Linked DNA regions of Homo sapiens: region 2 is linked to region 1. The links are chromatin contacts, found by POLR2A ChIA-PET in ENCODE. All regions are on one chromosome and are shown on one strand. The core of a region is the stretch at or near the end of the contact, and the rest is flanking DNA. Distances in the headings are between cores, read along the strand shown. Region 1 overlaps TTYH2 (tweety family member 2). Region 2 holds the start of CD300LF (CD300 molecule like family member f).

Region 1 (6,221 bases), core at 1,196-3,695:
CTCTGGGCACCCACCCTTGCCCCAGGCCCTGGTGGGGAAGGGCCCCATGGTCACTGCCCTCTAGGCTCTCTCTGCCCCTCCCTGCCATCCTGCTGCCTGCCTCCTCTTCACCCACCAGCACCAGGATCACTGGAGGAGGAACCTAGCCCCGAGAGGAAAATCCCCTGCCCTGCCCAGGAAGGCACCAGGGCCATGACCTTCACGGGTTTAGAGAAACTCCCAGAACTCCCTTATGGGAAAACATCAAGTCCTAGAAGTCCCTATCCCACAGGACGAGAGCTGCCAGGGAGGGGAGCTGGAACGGGCCCCCAGGCTGGGGCCTCCCACCCCATGGCCTGATGGTGCTCCAGGGCCAGGTTTGGACATTTCACAGCAGGTTCCACTCTCTGAAATCCCTGCTCCAGGGCCAGGTTTGGACATTTCACAGCAGGCCCCACTCTCTGAAATCCCCTGTGTTCCCAAAGAGAAGGGTTCTGTATCCCTGGAGATCAGCCCCTCGTCCTCTCCGTTGTTACCGAGAAGTGAGGTCAGGAGTCCCAGGGCTTCACACTGGTCCAGCCAGCCCATAGCTGCCTCCAGCCTGTGGGTGGTCACCTCCCCCTCTGGCGTGAACCCCTAGGGCCCAGGTGTAGCTGCTGCCTTGCCTCCAGGTGGAAAGGTGGCACTGGGTCCTTACTAGGACCTGTGAGGCTGGTTTGGGCCTCAGAGTGGACACCCAGCACACCAGTCCTCAGGGCTCCAGGGGAGGCAGCAGATCTTAGAAGACTTCCCAGATCCAAGGGGAGAAGTCCGGATATCAGATAAATGACTAGTGAGATAATGTCAGTGAAAGTGCTGGTAGACTGTAAAGTACACTCAGCTGTATGACTGTGATTATGAGTGCTATTAATTACTGTAATCACCTTGGGGTCAGCGGGAGGCTGGGATCCAGGACGCTGTGGGCGGCAGAGGCAGATGGGGGACTCGTCGACAGGTCAGGCAGGACCTGGATCTGGGCCTTGCCAGAGGCCAGATCATGCAGCTGAGTGGCCAACAAGAAGCCCTCTAGGGATGCACCCACAGAGTGGGGTGGGCCCTGCTCCAAGTCCTCCTTTCCTGGACTGGAAGCCCCATACCTATGCACGTCCAACTAGAGGGACACCTGTGCCTTGGTGGGTAGGGGCGGTGGTTCAGGGATCAGGCGGTCCTGGGAGGGCTGCACGCCCCAGTCTAGGGGAGTAGAGAGGAGTCGTTTTGGGATACCAAAACTTCCTGTACCTGGTAGCCAGCACGGCCCCTCCAGGCTCTCTCATGTGAGTCTGCAGCAGGCTGATGGGCAGCCCTCAGATGTAGAAACTGAGGCACAGGGAGGTTGCATTGCTGACCCGAGGTTGAAAATGTGTATGTTTCAGAGCAGAAACCAGAACCCAGGCCTCCTGGTCTTAGCCCCTTACCTCCACTGACCTGGCCCATCCACACTTCCAGATAAGCTCACTGAGCGCTGGAGAGTCCTCCCTCCCAGAAGTTTTCATACTTGAGCTTGCATCAGAATCACCTGGAAGGGTTGGTAAACACTGATTGCAGGGCCCTGCCCCCAGAGGTTCCGCTTCAGCGGTCCTGGGGCAGGGCTGAGAGCTTTTGCTTTTGTGAGTGAGTTCCCAGGGGGTGCATCTTACGCCCCTAGTCCCGGGACCACACTTGAGAACTGCTCTTTCCTCTAGACCGTGGTCTCCGCCACCTGTAGCTCGTCCCTAAGTCTGCCCAGCCTGGAAAACTGACCTGTCCCTCCTGTTCTCAGAGCTTTCCGTGAGAGAGAGCCTGATTCCATCTCTGGGTCATCCCACCTGTCCCTGCGGGGAGTATTATGTCCTGAAACTTTAAGGAATTGGGGATGGTATAGAGAAGTGGGGAGTTGTAAGTAGGTCACTGCTGTCATTCTTATTTTTTAAAATTTTAGGATCTTTTGAGCCTAGGAGTTCAAGAACAGCCTGGGCAGCATAGCGAGACCCCATCTCAAAAAAACAATTTTTTAGTTTTGTTTCCTGTGGGAAAATATCAGGAAGAAAGAGAAGGCATGACAAATACAAATACTGCCTTCTTTTTTTTTCCCCCTAAGGAGGAGTTTAAGAAATAGAGAAGTTAACTGTGAGAGAGTAGAACTGTGAGGGAGAAAACAAGTGGCCTCACAGAAAAAGTTTACAGATAATTTTTTAACAGCCCTTTACTCTGAAGTTTGTTTGATTTATAGAAATATAGAAATATAGAAATGTCACCTATTACTGGGTTTGTTCAGAATGGCACTATTCTTTGATGATAGTGCCATTTGTATAAATGTTTCCAAAGTGGTTGTACATTTATCTTATTAAATTGAACAGCCAAGTGTACTAGCATGACATTTAGTTACTGAATGTACTTTTACATGGTTTGGGGTCTTTTCCCCTGTGCTTCGGGCTGTCGAATCTGCACATGGTAGAGTGTCTCCGTACTCTGGTATCTCTTAGTCCTTAACCAACTCGTAAGAACCAAGCATAAGCCAGAAAACGGAACAAGCCGCTGACACTGAAAAAATAAAACAAAATGAAACAAAGAGAGCCATTCTCTTTTCTGGAACTAGGAACTCCCAGCGTAGCGCAGATGTAAAAGGCCACACAGCTGATGTGAAGTCCCCATAACACAGAGAACACCGTTGGCCTCCGAGAGTGGAATCTAATCGGCCTTGCTGATCTCACTGTGGGAAGTTTCTGCCTCTTCTTCTGTGTCGTTTTTATCTCCCAGACCCGTGGGAGCTGAAGGCTGCCGAGTGTGGATTAGTGCACACTGCCCCACTCCCGGCCCGTTGTGCTTCTTGGTTTAGTGTGACAGTTTCAGAACAACAAAGCCCTTTCTCCGCTCGCTGCCAGCAAGGGCGTGCTTGGGGCTGCCAAGCTGCACCCCGGGGTTCTGCAGGCACCCTGGGTCTGGGCTGTGGGAAAGTCCCGCTAACCAGTACGAGCCCTGCCTGTGCTCTTCAAAAGCCAGCTAGGGTTGACCACTTGGACCATTAGAAATGGATGCACATGGCCGGGCGTGGTGGCTCATGCTTGCAATCCCAGCATTTTGGGAGGCCGAGGTGGGTGGATCACTTGAGGCCAGGAGCTCGAGAGACCAGCCTGGCCAACATGGTGAAACTGTCTCCACTAAAAATACAAAAATTAGCCGGGCATGGTGGTGCACACCTGTAGTCCTAGCTACTTGGGAGGGAGGCTGAGGCAGGAGAATCACTTGAACCCGGGAGGCGGAGGTTGCAGTGAGCCAAGATTGCACCACTGCACTCCAGCCTGGGTGACACAGAGCGAGACTCCATCTCAAAAAAAAAAAAAAAACAAAAAAGAGAAAGAAAGAAATGGATGAACGGGCTACTCTGGCACACTGCCTAGAGGGTAGCCCTGCTCTGCAAGGAGCAGTACCTTTAAATATAAATAAATAAATAATGTTTTTAACTGGATGGCCAGCCGTCAACTTTCTATTTCTGTCTTGCATTGGCAGATGTTTCCTTCAGGGTCCACTCAACCCCAGGCCCTTAGGGCTCAGCCAAGGGACAGGAGCCTGTCTGCCCACCCAGCAGGACACACATCCAGGGGAGGATGTGAATACAAGGAGAAGGCGCCGGTTTCCTCCTCCTGCCTCATGTCCAGGCTCCTCAGAGACAGGATCGCAGCTGTTTTTGTTTTTGCAAAGTCCCATTGTCCTGCCTTCACTCAGCGTTCAGGACCCGGTGTGCTGCGGCTAGTGCCACAACAAAGCTTTTCTCTTATAGAACAATTAGAAATCCTATTGTGGGGATACAAGGTCAAGGTAGCAACATAGAGTCTGTTTCTCTAAAAGAGAATTTGTAAGCCAAAGTGCTGAAAGTTTTAAGAGAATCTTCAAAGAATAATGGATTATTTTGTTGGTTTCTCCATCTGGGTGTCTCTGTATATAGTAAGGTATAGTAATGAATGCATACGTTTATTCCAGCCCTTTACAGCAGGGGCCACGTGGTGGGCACACAGGATAGCCTCCTTAGTAGAGAGCAACAGAGGCTCCAGAGGGCAGGGATGTGCCCACACTCCCAGCGCCAGAGGCTAGACCTGGCCTCAGCCTGCAACACATAATGGTGTGCTCCTTTGGCGCCAGCATTCTCTCTCTCGGAGCCCAGATCCTGTTTAAGGCCAGGTCAGGGACTGCCCCCTGGTTTGAGGGACATGAGGACTGGGTGGGTAGTGGCGGCCTCTGTCTTCAGTCCTTCCTCCAGGGGCACAGGCTCGAGATCTTCAGGCCTGGGGCAGCATGGTGTGTTCATTCATGCCTAAGCAGGCCAGGCCAGCTTTTTTTTTTTTTTTTTCGACACAGAGTATCACTCTTGTCGCCCAGGCTGGAGTGCAATGGTGCGATCTTGACTCATTGCAGACTCCGCCTCCCGGGTCCAAGTGATTGTCCTGCCTCAACCTCCCAAGTAGCTAGGACTATAGGTACATGCCACCACACCTGGCTAATTTTTATATATTTTTTTGTAGAGACAGGGTCTCACTGTGTTGCCCAGGCTGGTCTCAAACTCCTGGGTTCAAGCAATCCGCCTGCCTCAGCCTCCCGAAGTGCTGGGATGACAGGCATGAGCGTAATTATCGCACCTGGCCAGGCCACCTTCTGCTGCCTGCAAAGACCTCTTCCGGGATGAGAATCAGAAGCTCTACCTCCATGGCTTTTGCCCCCTGCTCCTCCCTAGGTTTCCGGAACTACCCAGAAGATGAAGGTGGACCTAGAGCAGCACCTGGCCCGGCTCAGTGAGATCTTTGCTGCCCGGGGCGATTACCTGCAGACCCTGAAGTTCATACAGCAGATGGCGGGCAGCGTTGTTGTTCAGCTCTCAGGACTGCCCGTGTGGAGGGAGGTCACCATGGAGCTGACCAAGCTATCCGACCAGACTGGCTACGTGGAGTACTACAGGTGAAGGACCGGTGGGAGGCAGAGGGAGGGGCAGCAGCGGCTACATCAGCTTTGTTTATCCAAACCTGCATGTTGAGCTCCAGGTGGAGAAGGGCCACTGGAAAGTATTTTTTTTTTGTTTTGTTTTTTTAAGACAGAGTCTTGCTCTGTTGCCCAGGCTGGAGTGAAGTGGCACGATCTCAGCTCACTACAATCTCTACCTCCGGGGTTCAAGAGATTCTCTTGCCTCAGCCTCCCTCCCAAGTAGCTGGGACTACAGGTGTGTGCCGCCACGCCAGACTAATTTTTGTATTTTTAGTAGAGACAGAGTTTCACCATGTTGGCCAGGCTAGTCTCTCGAGCTCCTGGCCTCAAGTGATCCACTGGCCTCAGCCTCCCAAAGTGCTGGGATTACAGGCGTGAGCCACCATGCCCAGCCCACCAGAAAGTCTTGATAAGCCATTGGCCAAAATCAGGAGAACATGGGGGCTTACAGGGGCCACGTGGTGAGCATGCAGGATAGCCTCCTTAATAGATAGGCAGCAGAGGCTACAGAGGACAGGGATGTGCTCACACTCCCCGCGCCAAAGGCTGGACCTGGCCTCAGCCTCCCGCACACGGTGGGGTGCTTCTCTGGGACTAGCATTCTTCGTGGCTGGTGCAGGGTGGAAACGCCACATGCTTCATAGGTTCCTCGCCTGCCAGAGTTCATGGGACAGGATTTCTTGTATCCACAGACACAGCCACAGGGTTATGGGGGGTTGAGGAGATGAGCACCCGGCTAAGGGTGCTAAGAAGTTGCCATCAGGGGAGGCTCTGACCTACAAGTCATTGTGCTCCCAGGGCCTGGGCCTAAGCGTGGAGGAGGCACAAGGGAGGAATGAGGCTGTGTCCCCAGACTCACTTTTTTTTTCTTTCTTTTTAAGACAGTATCTCACTCTGTCACCCAGGCTGGAGTGCAGTGGTGTGATCATGGCTCATTGTAGCCTTGAACTCCTGGGCTCAAGTGATCCTCCCGCCTCAGCCTCCTGAGTAGCTGGGACTACAGGCATACAACCACACCTGGCTAGTTTAAAAAAATTTTTTTTTGCAGCTGGGACTGGTGGCTCACACCTATAATCCCAGCACTTTGGGAGGCCAAGGCAGGCAGATCGCCTGAGGTCGGGAGTCCGAGACCAGCCTGACCAACATGGAGAAACCCTGTCTCTACTAAAAAATACAAAATTAGCTGGGCGTGGTGGCGCATGCCTGTAATCCCAGCTACTTGGGAGGCTGAGGCAGCAGAATTGCTTGAACCC
Region 2 (6,750 bases), core at 3,677-6,176, 480 kb after region 1:
AATTAGCCTGGCGTGGTGGCACACACCTGTAGCCCCAGCCACTTGGGAGACTGAGACAGGAGAATCGCTTGAACCCAGGAGGTGGAAGTTTCAGTGAGCCGAGATCACATCACTGCACTCCAGGCTGAACAACAGAACAAGACTCCATCTCAAAAAAAAAAAAAAGAAAAAAGAAAAAGAAAGAAAAGAAAAAAAATACAATATGCTAAAATCAGCACAAAATAAATAGAAAACCTGAATCATTCCACAGCTATTATATTTAAATAAATCAAATCCCTTGTTTAAAACTTCCGCCAGAATAAAACTCCAGACCCATACAGCTTCAATGGAAATATTTACCAAACACGTAAAGAAGAAATAATGTCTATTTTATAGATAATTTTCCAGAGCATAGAAAAAGAAGATGAAATCCCAAATCCATTTCACGAGATTAACATAATCTTGATGCCAAAACCTGACAAGGGCAAAGCAAGAAAGTATTGTAGGCAAATATCACTCATTAACATAAATGCAAAAACCTGAAACAAAAGATCAGCATACGGAATCTGGTGATACATAAACAGGATAAAACATTATCACCAAGTTGGGTTTATGCCAAACACCCAAAATGGTTTTTAACATTAAAAAATCAATAAGGAGGCTGGACGCGGTGGCTTACACCGGTAATCCCAGCATTTTGGGAGGCCAAGGCGGGCGGATCAGGAGGTGAGGAGATCGAGACCATCCTGGCTAACACGGTGAAACCCTGTCTCTACTAAAAATACAAAAAATTAGCCAGGCGTGGTGGCGGGCGCCTGTAGTCCCAGCTACTCGGAGGCTGAGGCAGGAGAATGACGTGAACCCGGGGGGGCGGAGCTTGCAGTGAGCCGAGATCGCGCCACTGCACTCCAGCCTGGGCGACAGAGCAAGACTCCGTCTCAAAAAAAAAAAGGAAAATCAATAAGGAGGCCAGGCACGGTGGTTTACACCTGCAATCCCAGCACTTTGGGAGTCCGAGTCAGGCAGATCACGAGGCCAAGAGATCGAGACAATCCTGGCCAACATGGTGAAACCCCGTCTCTACTAAAAATTCAAAAAATTAGCTGGGCGTGGTGGCGGGCGCCTGTAGTCCCAGCTGCTCGGGAGGCTGAGGCAGGAGAATCGCTTAAACCCAGGAGGCGGAGGTTGCAGTGAGCCAAGATCACACCACTGCACTCCAGCCTGGAGACAGAGCAAGACTGACTCAAAAAAAAAAAGGAAAAAAGAAAATCAATAAGGGTAATATGCCATATTAACAGAGTCAAGGAGAAAAATCTTGTGATCATCTTAGGTGCAGAGAGAAGTAGTGATAGGAATCAACGCTCATTCATGATTTTTTAAAAACTCTTAGCAAACTAAGAGAACTGCCTTTATCTGATAAAGATTGTCTATCAAAAACCTCAGCAAGCACCACACTTAGTGCGAGACATTCATATGTACTTTATAATAATTTGTTAACATGGATGTTGAAGTTTTATGCACTTTTTTGTACATTTTATTTTCCACAATTAAAAAGACTTTTAGGACACCATAAACCAAGAGCCAAATTATTCTTTTTTTTTTGAGATGGAGTCTTGCTTGGTCGCCTGTCACCCAGGCCGGAGTGCACTGGTACGAACATGGGTCACTGCAGCCTCAAGTCCTGGGCTCAAGTGATCCTTTTGCTGTAACCTCTTATGTAGCTGGGACGACAGGACCACAGGCATGCACCACCATACCAGGCTAGTATTTTTTTTTTTGGAGAGACAAGGTCTCACTTTGTTGCCCAAGCTGGTCTCAAACTCCTGGACTCAACCGATCTGCCTGCCTTAGCCTCACAAAGTGCTGGGATTACAGGCTTGAGCCATCATGCATCACCAGCCAAATTATTCTTAACAGTGAAATACTATAGGCATTCCTATTGACATCATAAACAAAACATGAATTCCCAATATATATAATAACATGATTCTGGAAGTTCTTTTTTGTTTGTTTGTTTTTTTGAGATGGAGTCAGGCTCTGTCGCCCAGGCTGGAGTGCAGTGGCTCAATCTCGGCTCACTGCAAGTTCCGCCTCCCGGGTTCACGCCATTCTCCTGCCTCAGCCTCCTGAGTAGCTGGGACTACAGGCGCCCACCACCACGCCCAGCTAATTTTTTGTACTTTTGGTAGAGATGGGGTTTCACCGTAGCCAGGATGGTCTCGATCTCCTGACCTTGTGATCCGCCTGCCTTGGCCTCCCAAAGTGCTGGGATTACAGGCGTGAGCCACTGTGCCCAGCCTGGAAATTCTAATCAATATAGGAAGATAAGGAAAAACATAAAATGTATAATTATCAAAAGGGAAAAAAGTTAGAGAAAATTTTTTAATTTTAAATGAAAAAGTATTTTAATTCATAATTGAATTTAATAGAGTGGCTAAATAATAAACATGTAAAAATCAATGGCTTTCCTATAAACTGCTAATAAATAGTTGGAAAGTAAAGTAGAAAAGTGCTCATTTACATTAGCAATAAAAGTGTATTAAATTCCTAGGAATAACTTTAACAGAAACAATAAAGACTTATGGAAAAAAAGCACAGTGAGGCTGGGCGCGGTGGCTCACGCCTGTAATCCCAACACTTTGGGAGGCCAAGGCGGGTGGATCACTTGAGGTCAGGAGTTCGAGACCAGCCTAACCAACATGGTAAAACCCCATCTCTACTAAAAATACGAAAAAAAAAAAAAAATAGCCAGGCATGCTGGCACACCTGTAATCCCAGCTACTTGGGAGGCTGAGGCAGAAGAATCACTTGAATCTGGGAGGCAGAGGTTGCAGTGAGCCAAGATCGCGCCACTGCACTCCAGCCTGAGTGACAGAGCGAGACTCTGTCTCAAAAAAAAAAACAAAAAATCTGTTCTTGCCAGGCACGGTGGCTCATGCTTTTAATCCCAGCAACTCAGACGGCCAAGGCAGGAGGATCACTTGAGCCCAGGAGTTGAGGCTGCAGTGAGCTATGATCATGCCACCACACTCCAGCCTAGGCAACAGACTGAGACCCCAACTCAAAAAAAATAAAAAACCTTCCTTTCTCACAGAAAACAAACTTCCGGATGGGTATTTTTTTTCTTGGGTGTTTTAAAACGATAAATTATTTAGAAGAGGGAAACAGGGTAAGCACACTTGCTGCTTGTGGGTGGAAGTTCTGCAGGAGAGGCTGGCAAGAGCTGATGCATGCAGGTTCACAGTGGTATCCGGGCTCCATGTTGGCGCCCATAGCTGTGCCTGCTGGCTTTTCTGCCCACTTCAGACAGAGGTCCCAAACCACTCCCACTCCCAACACGACTCTCACATCTGCTCACTACCAAATTCTCTCATTTCCAGGTGTCAGAAAAAAAGCAGCCATACCTGTCCTGGTCTCACTGTGCCAATGCATTTCATAACATCTCACCCAAAGTCTGCCTTCTCCACTTACATGCTGAAACTCGGGGCCAAGTGTCCATGAGCCACTCCCTGCTCTTCCTGTACCAGCCTAGCAGTCCTGGACAAGTCACTTTCTTCCCCAAGACCTTTTCTCCAATCTGTCCCACCAGGATCTTCTGAAGCATGAGGCAAAGCCGTGCTGACCTCCCTCTTCCTCAGACGTGCCCAGTCCAAGCTCATTCCTACACAAGAGCCCTCGTATCTACTGTTCCCTGTGCCTGGAAAGCTGGTCCCGATCCTGTGTCTGATCCTTTTCCTAGGTCTCGGCTCGGACAGGCATCTGGGACCCTCTTCAGGGGGGTTGTTTCAGCCCACCTGACTTACAGCATCCCCCTACCTGGGTCCCACTGTAACATATCATCTTGTTCTGTTTTCCTCACAGTACTTATCACTTCTCACTTCTTGAAATTATTTTTTTGTTTTCTTTCTTTTTTTTTCTTTTTTCTTTTTTCTTTTTTTTTTTTTTTTGAAACAGAGTCTCGCTCTGTCACCCATGCTGGAAGGCAGTAGTGTGATTACAGGTCACTGCAGCCTCCAACTCCTGGGCTCAAGTGATCCTCATGCCTCAGCCTCCAGCCTCCCAAGTAGCTGGGACCATAGGCACATGCCACCATACCTGGCTAATTTTTGTACTTTTTGTAGAGACAGGGTTTCCACATGTTACCCAAGCTGGTCTCGAATCCCTGAGCTCAAGCAATCAGCCTCCCAAAGTGCTGGGATTACAGGAATGAGCCTCTTTCCCTGGCCTCCCTTCATTTTTAATAAAAATTGTATGCACCAACTTAAGGTGTCTCCTGCCCTCTGGCTCTGCCCACATCTCAGTCCCTCCTTTCCTCTACGTCCCTGCCAGTCTTATCTCCTCTTGACCTTTCCGTCCCTCAGCAACTTCTACTATTTCCTTCTGCCCCAAATGCCTAGAACCACCACTCCCTCTCTGCCCAGCAAACTCCCTCTTCCCTCCTTTCAAAGTCCTCCAGCCTCACCTCTTCCCTGACGCCTGCCCTTGCTCAGAACACCTCCACGCAGGTGACAGATCACCCAGTCCAGGATCAGGCAGTCGCCTGCTCTCCTGAGCAGCCCATGTTCCTCCTCTGCTTTTCCCTGGCCGGCGGGGCCTACAGTCTGTCCATTTCACATGATCAGCCCCTGGGGGTCAGGAATTCTGCCTTGCACTGGCTTCATTATGAAGGTCATGCCCTGTATTCCTGCCTTGGCAACGGAAATGCTAGGTGAATGGTGGGTATGTGGATGAAACGCACAAGGCTCATGCCATTAAGGACACCTTCTGGCCGGGTCCCTTCTTCCCTCTCTCAGCCACCTCCTCCTGCTTGCTAAGCTTCCCCAAGAAGACAGACCCAGGCCCGCTCACCTGAGAGCCAGAAGAGGAGCAGGTAGAGTGTCAGCAGGGGCATCTTCTCTTCAGACAGGTCCCCGTTCCCCTCAGTGGAGCCTGGCAGCAGGAACAAACTACAGACTCCCAGCCTTCTGCTGGTACTCACTCTCGCCCTTGAACTTCCTCCTTCAGTCACTTCCCATGGGTGAAAGAGACTAAAAGAGGAAGGAGGTGGTTGGTTGGGCACCGTGGCTCAGGCCTGTAATCCTGGCACTTTGGGAGGCCAAGGCGGGCGGATCACGAGATCAGGAGTTCAAGATCAGCCTGGCCAACATAGTGAAACCCCGTCTCTACTAGAAATACAAAAATTAGCCAGGCGTGGTGGCGCACACCTGTAGTCCCAGCTACTCAGGAGGCTGAGACAGAAGAATCGCTTGAACCTAGTAGGCGGAGGTTGTAGTGAGCCGAGATCGTGCCACTTGCACTCCAGCCTGGGTGACAGAACAAGACTCTGTCTCAAACAAAAACAAAAAAAAAAAAAAAAAGAGGAAGGAGGTGGAAAGGGTGAAATTTCGAGGCAGTTGACAATGCAAGGGGTCACAGGAATCATCAGCTTCTGAGAAGTACCTCTCTGTACACAGCCACCGTGGGTTCTCTAAAAAGAGAACTTCGTGGCTCCTCTGTCATGTGGAAACCTGCAGACAGATCCACTGGGTCTGGCCAGCCCTTATCCAATCCTCCAAACCTGGTGGGTTGGCTGGGGGCAGGGGCACGCGGCTCCACCAGAGGGGTCCTGGAGAGCCACGGCTGATAGACACGATGTCCTAAACCTGGAGCTTCAGGTGTAGCCAGATGCTTGGGAGCCCAGAAGGCCAGAAGTTCAAGAGGATTGAGGGGCACTTGTGGCCAAAGTCAGAAAGCCAGAGGAGAGATTCCAGACCAAAGGTTGGAAGGCAGCTATGAGGAGATTGGGTATCCAACCCCAGACTACAAGGCCAGGTACGGTGGCTCACACCTGTAATCTCAGCACTTTAGGAGGCTGAGGCAGGAAGATCACTTGAGGCCAGGAGTTCAAGACCAGCCTGGGCAACATGGCAAGGCTTCATCTCCACAAAAAAAAAAAAAAAAAAAAAAAAAAAAAGTCAGGCATGGTGGCTCATGCCTGTAATCCCAACACTTTGGGAGGCCAAGGTAGGCAGATCACTCCAGGTCAGGAGTTAGAGACCGGCCTGGCCAAAATGGTGAAACCCCATCTCTACTAAAAAATACAAAAATTAGCTGGGCGTGGTAGCATTCACCTGTAATCCCAGTGACTCGGGAGGCCGAGGTAGGAGAATCACTTGAACCCAGGCGGCAGAGGTTGCAGTGAACCCAGATCGCACCACTGAACTCCAACCTAGGCAACAGAGCAAGACTCTGTCTCAAAAATAATAACAATAATAATAATAATTAGTTCTGCAGAGTCATGCATGCCTGTAGTCCAAGCAATCTGGGAAGCTAAGGCCTGAGGATTACCTGAGCCCAAGAGGTCGAAACTGCAGTGAGCTATGATTGAGCCACTGTTCACTGTACTCCAGCCTGGGCAACAGAGCAGACGCTGTCTCTTTAAACACACACACACACACACACACACACACACACACACACGCACGCACAGAGAGGTTCAGAGAGAAGGGAGATGCAAGCAGGGAACTACTGGCCCACTGACAAGAGGCGCTTTGTCCTGAGAACACGAAGGAAGCTCCTACTGCTGTACCCCAGCCCACCAGGTGAGATCCCAGGGATACCTACATCTGGAATCTTCCAGAAACCTGTCCATTGTACCAGGGGGTCTACCTGAGGAAACCAGTTCATTGCTCAGGACTATTATCCCCTCGCTCCACCCCTCACCTTATAACTATTTGTTGAAGGAAGGAAGGAAGAAAGGAAGGACCAGTTTTGCCCCTCACTCTCCTCCTT

What was found. ChIA-PET counts read pairs that join two places held with the same protein, here RNA polymerase II (POLR2A).
Region 2: POLR2A ChIA-PET joins it to region 1 with 11 read pairs in activated T-cell. The contact joins the promoter of CD300LF here to the enhancer-like site in region 1. POLR2A ChIA-PET finds 5 or more read pairs at or near these places in 2 of 52 experiments (MCF 10A and activated T-cell).

Annotation. Positions count from the first base shown.
Region 1 is chr17:74,232,571-74,238,791 of GRCh38, forward strand. It overlaps TTYH2 (tweety family member 2), which reads left to right. Exons shown (of 14, transcript NM_032646.6): 4 at 4,724-4,944. Among named protein-coding and RNA genes, the nearest start is that of TTYH2, 22 kb to the left of the region's middle. Within about 2 kb of position 2,446, at least 8 of the 41 ENCODE cell types and tissues checked have a DNase peak (open chromatin) inside an H3K27ac peak, as active enhancers do.
Region 2 is chr17:74,707,997-74,714,746 of GRCh38, forward strand. CD300LF (CD300 molecule like family member f) reads right to left here and starts at 4,927. Exons shown (of 7, transcript NM_139018.5): 1 at 4,828-4,927. The coding sequence starts at 4,870. It also overlaps a transcript of RAB37 not described here.